Regions from separate parts of the Mus musculus genome. Here region 1 is linked to region 2. Evidence: chromatin loops called from intact Hi-C (ENCODE). Cell type or tissue: gastrocnemius. All regions are shown on one strand.

What was found. Peaks named below come from ENCODE experiments on the same cell type or tissue, not always from the same donor. Only the 100,000 strongest peaks of a DNase experiment are listed, where the experiment ranks them.
Region 1: it touches region 2 in a loop (8-fold over the local background); 23 of 42 quality-filtered maps call a loop at or near these places.

The regions. Positions count from the first base shown.
Region 1 is chr11:108,447,159-108,452,158 of GRCm38, reverse strand. The region is part of intron 4 of Cep112 (centrosomal protein 112); the gene reads right to left. Among named protein-coding and RNA genes, the nearest start is that of Cep112, 24 kb to the right of the region's middle. In gastrocnemius, a CTCF peak has its summit at 4,816 (motif pointing left); DNase peaks (open chromatin) are centred at 2,172 and 4,812.
Region 2 is chr11:109,027,717-109,032,716 of GRCm38, reverse strand. The region is part of intron 3 of Gm36876 (a long non-coding RNA gene); the gene reads right to left. Among named protein-coding and RNA genes, the nearest start is that of Gm24149, 37 kb to the left of the region's middle. In gastrocnemius, a CTCF peak has its summit at 2,053 (motif pointing right); a DNase peak (open chromatin) is centred at 2,070.

The sequences.
Region 1 (5,000 bases), 580 kb after region 2:
CAAAAACAGTCTCTATGCCACATACTGAAATTCTTCTGCACTGAAATCTCATAGGCCGGGTCTGCAGAGTTTGAATCACTCTCATCACACAGTCTCCCATATTCTTTTTAGGATAGACCATTAAGCCCTACTTAAAGGATTCCACTGTTTTCTAAAGCTAAAGTCCCAGAATCCCCATTCTTCCAAGCAAAAGCATGATCAGGCCTATCATAGCAATACCCCACTCCTGGTACTAATTTTGGTCTTAAAATTTTACTGCTGTGAACAGACACCATAACCAAGGCAACTCTTACAAGGATATTTAATTGGGGCTGGCTTACAGCTCCAGAGGTTCAGTCCACTAGGCAGGAGCATGGCAGCATCCAGGCAGGCATGGTACAGACAGAGCTGAGAGGCTGAGAGTTCTACATCTTCATCTGGAGGCTGCTACCAGAATACTAGCTTCCAAGCAGCTAGGATGAGGGTCTTATAGCCCATACCCACAGTGACATACCTACTCCAACGGGACCACACTTCCTAATATGCCACTCCCTGGGTCAAGCATATACAAACCATGACAGTAGCAAAGAGAAAAATCATCAAGATAGGAGGAGCCTGTTGTTAAAATACATTTCAGCAAAAGGGGGAGGAAATGAAGGAAAGAAATGAAGGCTAAAGATAACTAAAATCTCAGTATTTACAAATATAAAACTGTCAAAAGATGCTTAGCAAAGTCAGAATATAACCTGGTTCCATAAATATATTTCTTGTTCCCTATGTTAAAACAGCTTAAAATACAAAGTACCTTTGACACACCTTTAAATTAGCATGTTTCATTTTTGCTCTGGCTTACAATTCCCAGTTGCCTTAAAATTAAAGCTTGTAATACATGTGTAAGTATAGCTGCTTTTTCAATTGTTATAGAAAAAATTTTTAAAAAACAATATCTTAATGGAAGAAGCTTGTTTATAAGAAAAAACAATGTTATAAAGCTTTTTTCATTAAAAAAGAAGCAAAAGAAAAATATGACAAAATCTGACTTAGTTGGGGAACCTAATGCATGAGCACATTTCACAGCTGTTCTGTCTCAGGGACTAGTTACTGCCACTTGCCTGCACTGGTAAATCCTCAGCATGACATTTAGCTTATTCATAGTGAGAACTAATGAGAAGTGATTTGATGATTACGGGACAGTTTTCACTACTTGTTATCATAGCACGCTTATAGCAAGAGCTAAACAAGATACCATCAAAGGTGTAGTCAAATATCAAAGTATTCATATTTATTCAATACCAGTTGTTTTTTTCTCAAATAAATTAACGAAAGGCTGTCTTTTTGTTAGGGACAGGTTCTCAGAAGGCAGAGAATGACCAGTGAAGAGCAACACGGCACTGCTCTTGGGTGATCATCAACATAGGGGACATCCAAGAACAGCACAGAAGCAGACAAAAGGTCTCCCCTCACCTAGCCAGCTCTTATCACAGAACCCAGTCCTAGAACTCATGCCCCCACACTCTACCTGGACAGAAAAGATGGCAGCAGTTCTCCACACAGCTCAAGCTCTGTGATGGCTCAGCAGAAGACCCAGGTCTACAACTGCAGTGTCCGTCATAGTGATCACTGGTCTCATACAGCCATTTATAGCTACCAGAATGCAAAATTTTATAGTTCTCAGCCTTTTGGACAAAATTAAGCACAGAATGCAAAGTCAAGCTCCTCAACCTCATTTCAAGTGAGTAACAGCCATGGTGAGAAACACACACTGCATTGGAAACACAGCTACAGAACGTTACCACTCTTACCAAAACAAAACGTCTATTGGCCACAGCTACAATCAAATGTATCATTGCCCAAACACTGGTGGCACTCTTAGATGACTATTCCTTTATCAATAATACATAAGAGCCTCCACTATGTGAATCCTAGTCACACTCATGCCAACAGTCATAGATTCTCTAAGAAAAAGGGTACTTACTAGCTTCCTGCCAAGTCCCTACTCCCAAATCAGGCGACAGAGTATTTATAGTATGTCATCTCACATAGAATGGAGTTTGACAAAGAAAAATATTCCACTGCTATTTTGGGGTAACAAAGACTAAAAAACCAAATTAATAATCTTCAAATAAACAAAACAAAACAAAAATGTTCAAATAGATTAGGCAACAAAGCATGTTTTCATTGTACTCGAGCGCCCTCTGCTGGATGTGCTGGTAACCTGCATGTGCAAAGGAAATTCTAGCTACACTGGGAGACCTTTTTAAAGGGCACAGAGAATATCAGCTTTCTACCACAATACATTCCTGAAAACCACATATGAAGAGGATCATTGTAAAGCAAAGCACATTTTCCATAAAGACAAACTATGACTATATTCCTCATTCCAAACTAAAAGCTACCATCAAATAGGCTATGGAAAACCCTCATGAAAGCAAACACACAAAAACTATAGTCCCTTGTAATCTTTTAAAGCAGGGTAATTATTCTCCGAGTCCTTTCTTATAAGCATGAATACATATATAATTTAGCTGACCCAATAAAAGTTAAAAGATAAGTTCCAATTGATATAAAATTAGCCTAAATTTGATACGTTGAAATGTATGCATATCATGTTTCAACAAAGCTACAAGTTTTAAATAATCTAGACTCCTTATAAAATGATACATAAAGATATCTAAAGAAATACATTTTCCCCAATAAACTGAAGTCATCTACAATAGGCAGAAGTGATGTTCTTCCTCCATTGACCATCCATTCAGAGGCCAGATTTTAATAAACTTGAATCCCCTTCAGTCTCTGCCTTAGGGTTACAACTGTGATGAAACAAAACACCATAACCAAAGAAATGTGCTCAGCAAAGGGTTTATTCTATTCAGCTCACACTTTCAAATCACTGTTCATCATCAAAGGCAGTCATAACAGAAACTCAAACAGGTCAGGGACCTGGAGGCAGGAGCTGATGTAGAAGCTATGGATGGATGCTGCTCACTGGCTTACTTCCCCTGGCTTTCGAAGCCTGCTTCCTTATAGAATCCAGGACCACAAGGCCAGGAATGGCATCACCCACAATAGGCCGGGCCATCTCCCATCAATCACTAATTAAGAAAACGTCCTAATATAGCAGCATTTTCTCAATTGAGATGTTCTCCTTTCAGAAGACTTTAGCTTGTGTCAAGTTGATATAAAACTATATATCCAGCGCACCCTCTAACTCTTCTTGTACAGCTTTTAATTGAAAACTTTAAATAATGTAATAATATTTTTATCAAGTGAATTACCTTCACACAGGTATAAAGTATTTTATTCTAAAAAGCGAAGTAGTAAGGCTGAGGGGATAGTTTAGTTGGTAAATTTCACACTGTACAAATACAATAGTTTGATGGTGCATCCCAACCACCACACTAAAAACCTGGAGAAACAACACTGAAATCCCAAGGTTTTGGAAGCAGAAGCAGACAGATCTCAGCATCTTACTCGCCAGCCAGCCTAGCCAAGCAGTGAGCTCCAGGCTCAGCAAGAGACCCTACTTTAGTGAGAAACCCTGTCTCAAAACATAAAGTAGAAAGGGACTGAGAAAGACAGCATCCACCTCTGGCCTCCACATGCACAAACCCACACATGCACATAAACATGTGCATACATCCACACACACATACAAAGCCAGCAAAAGTAATGACCAATGTTTAATTAAACTCTCCAATAAAAAAATAAATGGTATTAAATAGGTATTCTTTCCATCTTGTTCTATCTCCGATTCCAAGTGTACCTTGGAGACAAACTATCAGATAACATCATATTTCACTGAATAATACTCTTTTTTTATAAAGCTTCAAAATCTCTTTCATAGAATTGTAAGAATGCAACCTGTTAGCTTTATCTTCTCTTTGAGAAAGAACATGAAAAAACACAGAAATGACATGAAGTGGTGTCTACACATTCCTCCACAGCTGCACATGCAGGTACAGCACAGCGCACCACACTGTGTTCCTTGTATCCTAGAAAGTGGGACTAACGAATTCCCTTGCATAAACATGCCTACAAATCACCTCTTAAAACCTTTCCCCAGTTTGGAGGCCGGGGATGCAGAACAGTTGATGGAGTGCTGGCCTAGCATGCAGGAGGCCTTGGGTTTGATCCCCAGGAGGTGGGAGCAAGAAGATCAGAAGCTCAAATTCATTCTCAGCTACTTAGCAAGATCAAGGCCAATCCTTGACACATGAGCTCCTGTTTCAAAAACAAACAAAATAAGAACCACAGCAACCTCTTTTGATAGTGTGCAGTTACAAACAGAACCCCCCCCCCACCAGTGTCAATTTACTTTAGTGGAGAATACAAGCAGGCTTCTAGAAGCTGAAAACAGTTGATGACTAGTAGATTTGAGACTCCTTAGGAAGGACAGTCAAACTATGACAAGTGAGTCCTTGAATGAACTGGGACAATGGCCACCATGCCACCAACGGGAGTAGCCACAGCTGATACTCAGTAATTCCTATGTTGTTTCACTTTATCCTGACACTGAGTTCCATACAACCTCATCTTACAACATGATGGCACTCGAGTTTAGAGAAATTAAGTAATTCACCTGAGGACAGTTGGCTGCCAAGTTATCAGAAGTAGGATTTGAACCAAGGCAAACCAGAAAACAACTAAGGACAAAGGAATTTGTCCAGATTTCTGGGGTGGCACCAGTAAATCACAGACAAAGGGCTGAAGAGGTGGCTCAGTAGTTAAGAGCACAGGCTCTTCCAAAGGACACAAGTTCAATTCCCAGAACCTACATAGCAGCTCTTAACCACATATAACTATAATCCCTGGGAATCTGACTGGGGACCTCTTCTGGCCTCTACAGGTACTGCATGCACACTGCACATAAGATATGCATACAAGCAAAACACCCATTCACATATTACCTGAACACTAATTTTTTTAAAAAAACAAATTTTCTATGATTTCTACCTAAGCTATTTGTAGATAAGGGTATCCTAGAAACACAACCCATTCCAATACCAGTCACTGCTGAGGAA
Region 2 (5,000 bases):
ATTCATTAGCAAGAAGATGTTATAAATGGAGTCTTCTTAAATGGGCTTATGACTTTCAGGCTCAAAGGTAGAGCAAATCAGGGCCAATCCAGGGTAAGAGTGAGGATGCCTCTTTGAGGATGTTGGGAACAAAAAATACTGTTTCTTCCTGTCACTTGTGTATCAGGGGTTCCTGCTGAGTTCTGTAGGGCACTTAGGAATAGGAGAGCACTTTTAAATATCCCACTTGAGGGATGGTAAGATGGCTCTGTGGGTAAAGTCACTTGCTGCCAACCCTGATTGATTACCCAAGTTTAATCACCAAAACCTACATGGTGGGAAGAGAGAAACAAGTTCCAAGAGTTTTCCTCTGACCTACACATACACGGTGTGTTGTTCATGCACACATATACACAGGCACAATTTGAATGATGTAAACAACTTTTTAAATATCCCGTTAGTTCTCTTCTAATGCAGTTGGGTGTTTCCCAGCTTGCTGCTGCTGCTGCTGCTGCTGCTGCTGCTTCTCCTGCTCCTGCTCCTGCCCCTGCCCCCGCCCCCGCCCCCGCCCCCCCGCTCCCGCTCCTGCTCCAGCTATCACCCTAAGTCAGCCCTGCTTAACCTGGCAAGCATGTTGCACCAGGGACTGAAATTGTCTTTGTCTGGGGATAACTGTGCTTTATAATGTGTTGAGCAATACTCTTGGTCCCTATTTACCTTAGGACAGTAGCAACCCTTTACCCATGACAATCAAAGATGTCTTCATCATGTGTGTCCAACTTATGGGTCTTATGAAGCTACATGCAGCCTTGCTCAGGTATGAAACTAAGCATAAAACATAGTCATAAATTTTGGTCTTATGATAGCTCTTTCAACTGATTCATGCAGTTCTTAGGAGTGACATTCTGTCGATGACAACATTGCACTGTGATGTCCCCAGGTTGGACACAGGCTAGGGAGATGATGACTCAGTCTAAGAAGAAATCAGCTTGCCAGCTCCAGGAGCAGAATTCTCTGCCCAGAACCCATGCTTCAAAAGCTGGATGTGTTGGCATGAATCTGTAACCCCCACTCTGGGGAGACGGAGACACATGTATTCCTTGAGTCTTTTACTGAGTTGTAGGCCAGTGGAAAACGCTGCTCAGAAGAAAGAAAAGAAGAACAGTGTGTGAGGAACAATATCCAAGGTTGACCTGCACATGGACAAGCACAGATGTGCTCTCTCTCTCTCTCTCTCTCTCTCTCTCTCACACACACACACACACACACACACACACACAGAGAGAGAGAGAGAGAGAGAGAGAGAGAGAGAGAGAGAGAGAGAGAAGGTTTGATGTGCCCACAAGTTAGATGTTATCAAATGTCTCTATAGACAACATTCTCCCCACCTCTGAGGCCTCTCTGATTTGAAGGGCAGAGGAGGCTAAGGAGGAGGAATGTTAATCCAAACTGACACAGCAGCGCCTCCTCACCAACAAGTTGCTATGCATGAGCTTTTGCTATGATTTCTGGGGGAACCCAACATAGGACATCCAAGTTTCTAAGTGGCTTCTCCTCTAGAGAGAAGTCACCAGAAAAGGAGGTGCCATTATGTGCTGGTCACATGGTGTGCCTTAGAGTTCTGTCAACTTGACACCATTGGAAGTCGTCAATTAAGAAAATGCCTCCATCAGACAGTCAGTGAGGCATCTTCCTGATCAGTGCTGATGTGAGAAGGGGTTCTAGCCCTGGGCAGGGGGTCTGAGGTCATACGAGAAAGCCGACTGAGCAGGCCATGGGAATCAAGACAGTAAGCAGACCTCCATGGCCTCTGCTTCAGGCCCTGCCTTGATTTTCTGCTCTCTCTCATTTCCCCTTATGATAAATTATGACTGGGACATGTAAGGGGAAATGAACCCTGTGCTGCCCACGTTTCTTTTGGTCATGGTCTTTATTACAGTGATAAAAAGCTAACTAGAACTCATGACATGCCCAGAATGTCCCTTCTTTTGGGGAGAAAAATTACCTTTTTTTTTTTTTTTTTTTTAATGTATGTGTTTTGCCTGTATGTATGTCTGGGCACCACATGGATGCAGTACTGGAAGGGGCCAGAAGAGGGCATGGGATCACCTGGGACTGATGTGAGTCACCTACCATTTGAAAATCTAACCAAAGTCCAGCAGCCCCATGTCTGTTCTCCTAAAACGTCTCTTGTATCAGTAACTATGCTGACAAACAGACAAAATATCGACAGTTTCTCTCTCTCTCTCTCTCTCTCTCTCTCTCTCTCTCTCTCTCTCTCTCTCTCTCTCTCTCTCTCTCTCTCCAGACTAACCTCCTGGCAAAGAGCCCCCTTAGAACTCAGTTGCACTTGCTCTCACTAACCTCGCAGCCTATCTGGGCCCCAGAAAAACTTCCAAGACATTGCAATGCAGTGGACAACACTGTCATGTGTTGACTCTGTGTATAGAGTCAGCGCAGGTCATTGTCTTATTTTTTGCCTTTCCAGCTACATCAGTTAGCTAGAATGAGGTTCATGAATGATAACAAGTGATAAAAACCTATGAAAGGATTCTGTCACTTTACTGTGATTTGCCCAGCTGACACCGACCAGCGCTGACCAGAACGCTATGTAGTAACAATGACCGGAAACAATTGGACAATCCGTCTGTTTGCAGAGGCAGGATGTGTGTGTTTCAGCCAATACAGGATGTCAGCCAGGCACTGAACATAGCTCTAAGTCAGAAGAGCAACCCGAAAGGGAGGATCTTTAGTCAGGCATGGATCACCTTGCACCTTACTGGGCCCCAGGAAGTAATGCCCTCTCAGGTCTCAGGTCTCTTCAGACACCTCATCTCAGCTTTGATAGTATCTTGTAATTCTTTCATTCTCCGGGAATATCCCTTCCCCTCCTCTTCTTCCCCCTCCTCCTCCTCCTTCCTCCTCCTCCCCCCTTCCTCCTGCTCCTCTTCCTCCTGCTCCTCTTCCTCCTGCTCCTCCTTCTCTTCCTCTTCCCTGTTGCCCATGCCACCTAAGAAAAACCTCAGAATCTCCAGGCTCCTGTCCCTGCTCCTGTTTTGGTAAAAGACAACGGTAGGGAAATCTCTTTGCTCTTCGTTTCTTTTGATCTGTAAGCTACCAATGCTATTTCACAATAAATGAAGAAGAAAATCACCCTTCCTGCTTGTCCCCACTTGCCTCCAGACATCCAAAAGTTGAAGCTTAGGAGCCAGGGAGAAAGCTTAGCCAGATCTGAGTTCAATCTGAGCTCAAAGCCAACACAAAACAGATCTGCGCACTGGGCTTTGGTAGCACACTTGCAATCCGCATGCTGTGCAGGAGAAGACAGTACATCCTGGGGGCTGTCTAGTCTAATTCGTGAACTCTGGGCTGACGGGAGTTGAAGAAATAAGGCAGATGACACCTGAGGTTGTCCTCTGACCTACACGCACCACGTGCATACCTCTACATATGTATGCCCACATACACATGTACATACACACACTCACACAGAACTCAATGTTAACAAAATGGATGCTGTTTCCAGTGTCAAAGAGAGCAAATGCCCTAAGGCCATGGGGCCAGGGTCTTCTGCTTTCTCCTTCTTTCCCCACATTCTCAATGCCTCCCTATTCTTGCACATTTCTTTTGTGAGTAGAGCCACTTCCCCACCACCTGACAGCAGCCTGCTGGCCACAGCTGGTTGGTTTAGGAGTATCCCTCCTCTGAACACTCTGAATTCCTCTGTCAGAAACTACGAACTGTAAGTATCCACTTCCTGGTACAACAACACACATCCTGTTTGTTTGGCGACTACATTTACACTCTGTCTGCCTGTGACCTCTATATCATCTATCTACAGATCCATCTATCATATATAATATATATATATATATATATATCCATTATCCGTTTGCCATCTAATCACCTATTGCCTATGATCTATCATCCACCTATCTATCTATCTATCTATCTATCTATCTATCTATCTATTATCTAATCTATCTACCTATCCACCCATCTACCTACCTACCTATCTACCTACTATTATCTATCTATCTATCTATCTATCTATCTATCTATCTATCTATCTATCTCTCTATCTATCCATCTATCTATCTATCTATCTCCCTATCTATCTGTCTGTCTGTCTATCTATCTATCTATCTATCTACCTATCTATCTATCTATCTATCTATCTCCCTATCTATCTATCTCCCTATCTATCTATCTATCTATCTACCTACCTATCTATCTATCTATCTATCTCCCTATCTATCTATCTATCTATCTATCTATCTATCTGTCTGTCTGTCTATCTATCTACCTATCATCTATCTACCAATCATCTGTCTATCTATCTATCTATCTATCTATCTATCTATCTACCTACTTATCATCTATCTACCTACTTATCATCTATCTATCTATCTATCTATCTATCTATCTATCTAATCTATCTATCTACCTATCCACCCATCTACCTACCTACCTATCTACATACTATTATCTATCTATCTATCTATCTCCCTATCATCTATCATCTATCTATCTATCTATCTATCTATCTATCTATCTATCTATCTATCTATCTACCTATCATCTATCTACCTATCATCTGTCTATCTATCTATCTATCTATCTATCTATCTATCTATCTACTTATCATCTATCTACCTATCATCTATCTATCTATCTATCTATCTATCTATCTATCTATCTATCTACCTATCTATCTACCAAGCAGCTTATATGAATTAATTTAATCTGCATAGCACTTCTGAGACGGAGCTAGGGCTGCCCCCTCCCTCCACCCAAGTCATACAAATGGGAACATAAGTGAAGAGAGAAGTTACAGCCAAGGACACAGAGCTGGCAAGAGACAGAGCTATAACAGACAGTGTTACTTTGAGGAGATAAAAATCAGCAGATGAAAAGGTGGAATCAGGCTCTTGTCACCTTCAAGTCACCCTTGTGTGAGCCACTTAGCTTTGCTGGGTGCCGGTTTCTTGACTAGAAAAAGGATAAGGTTAGTTGAGATC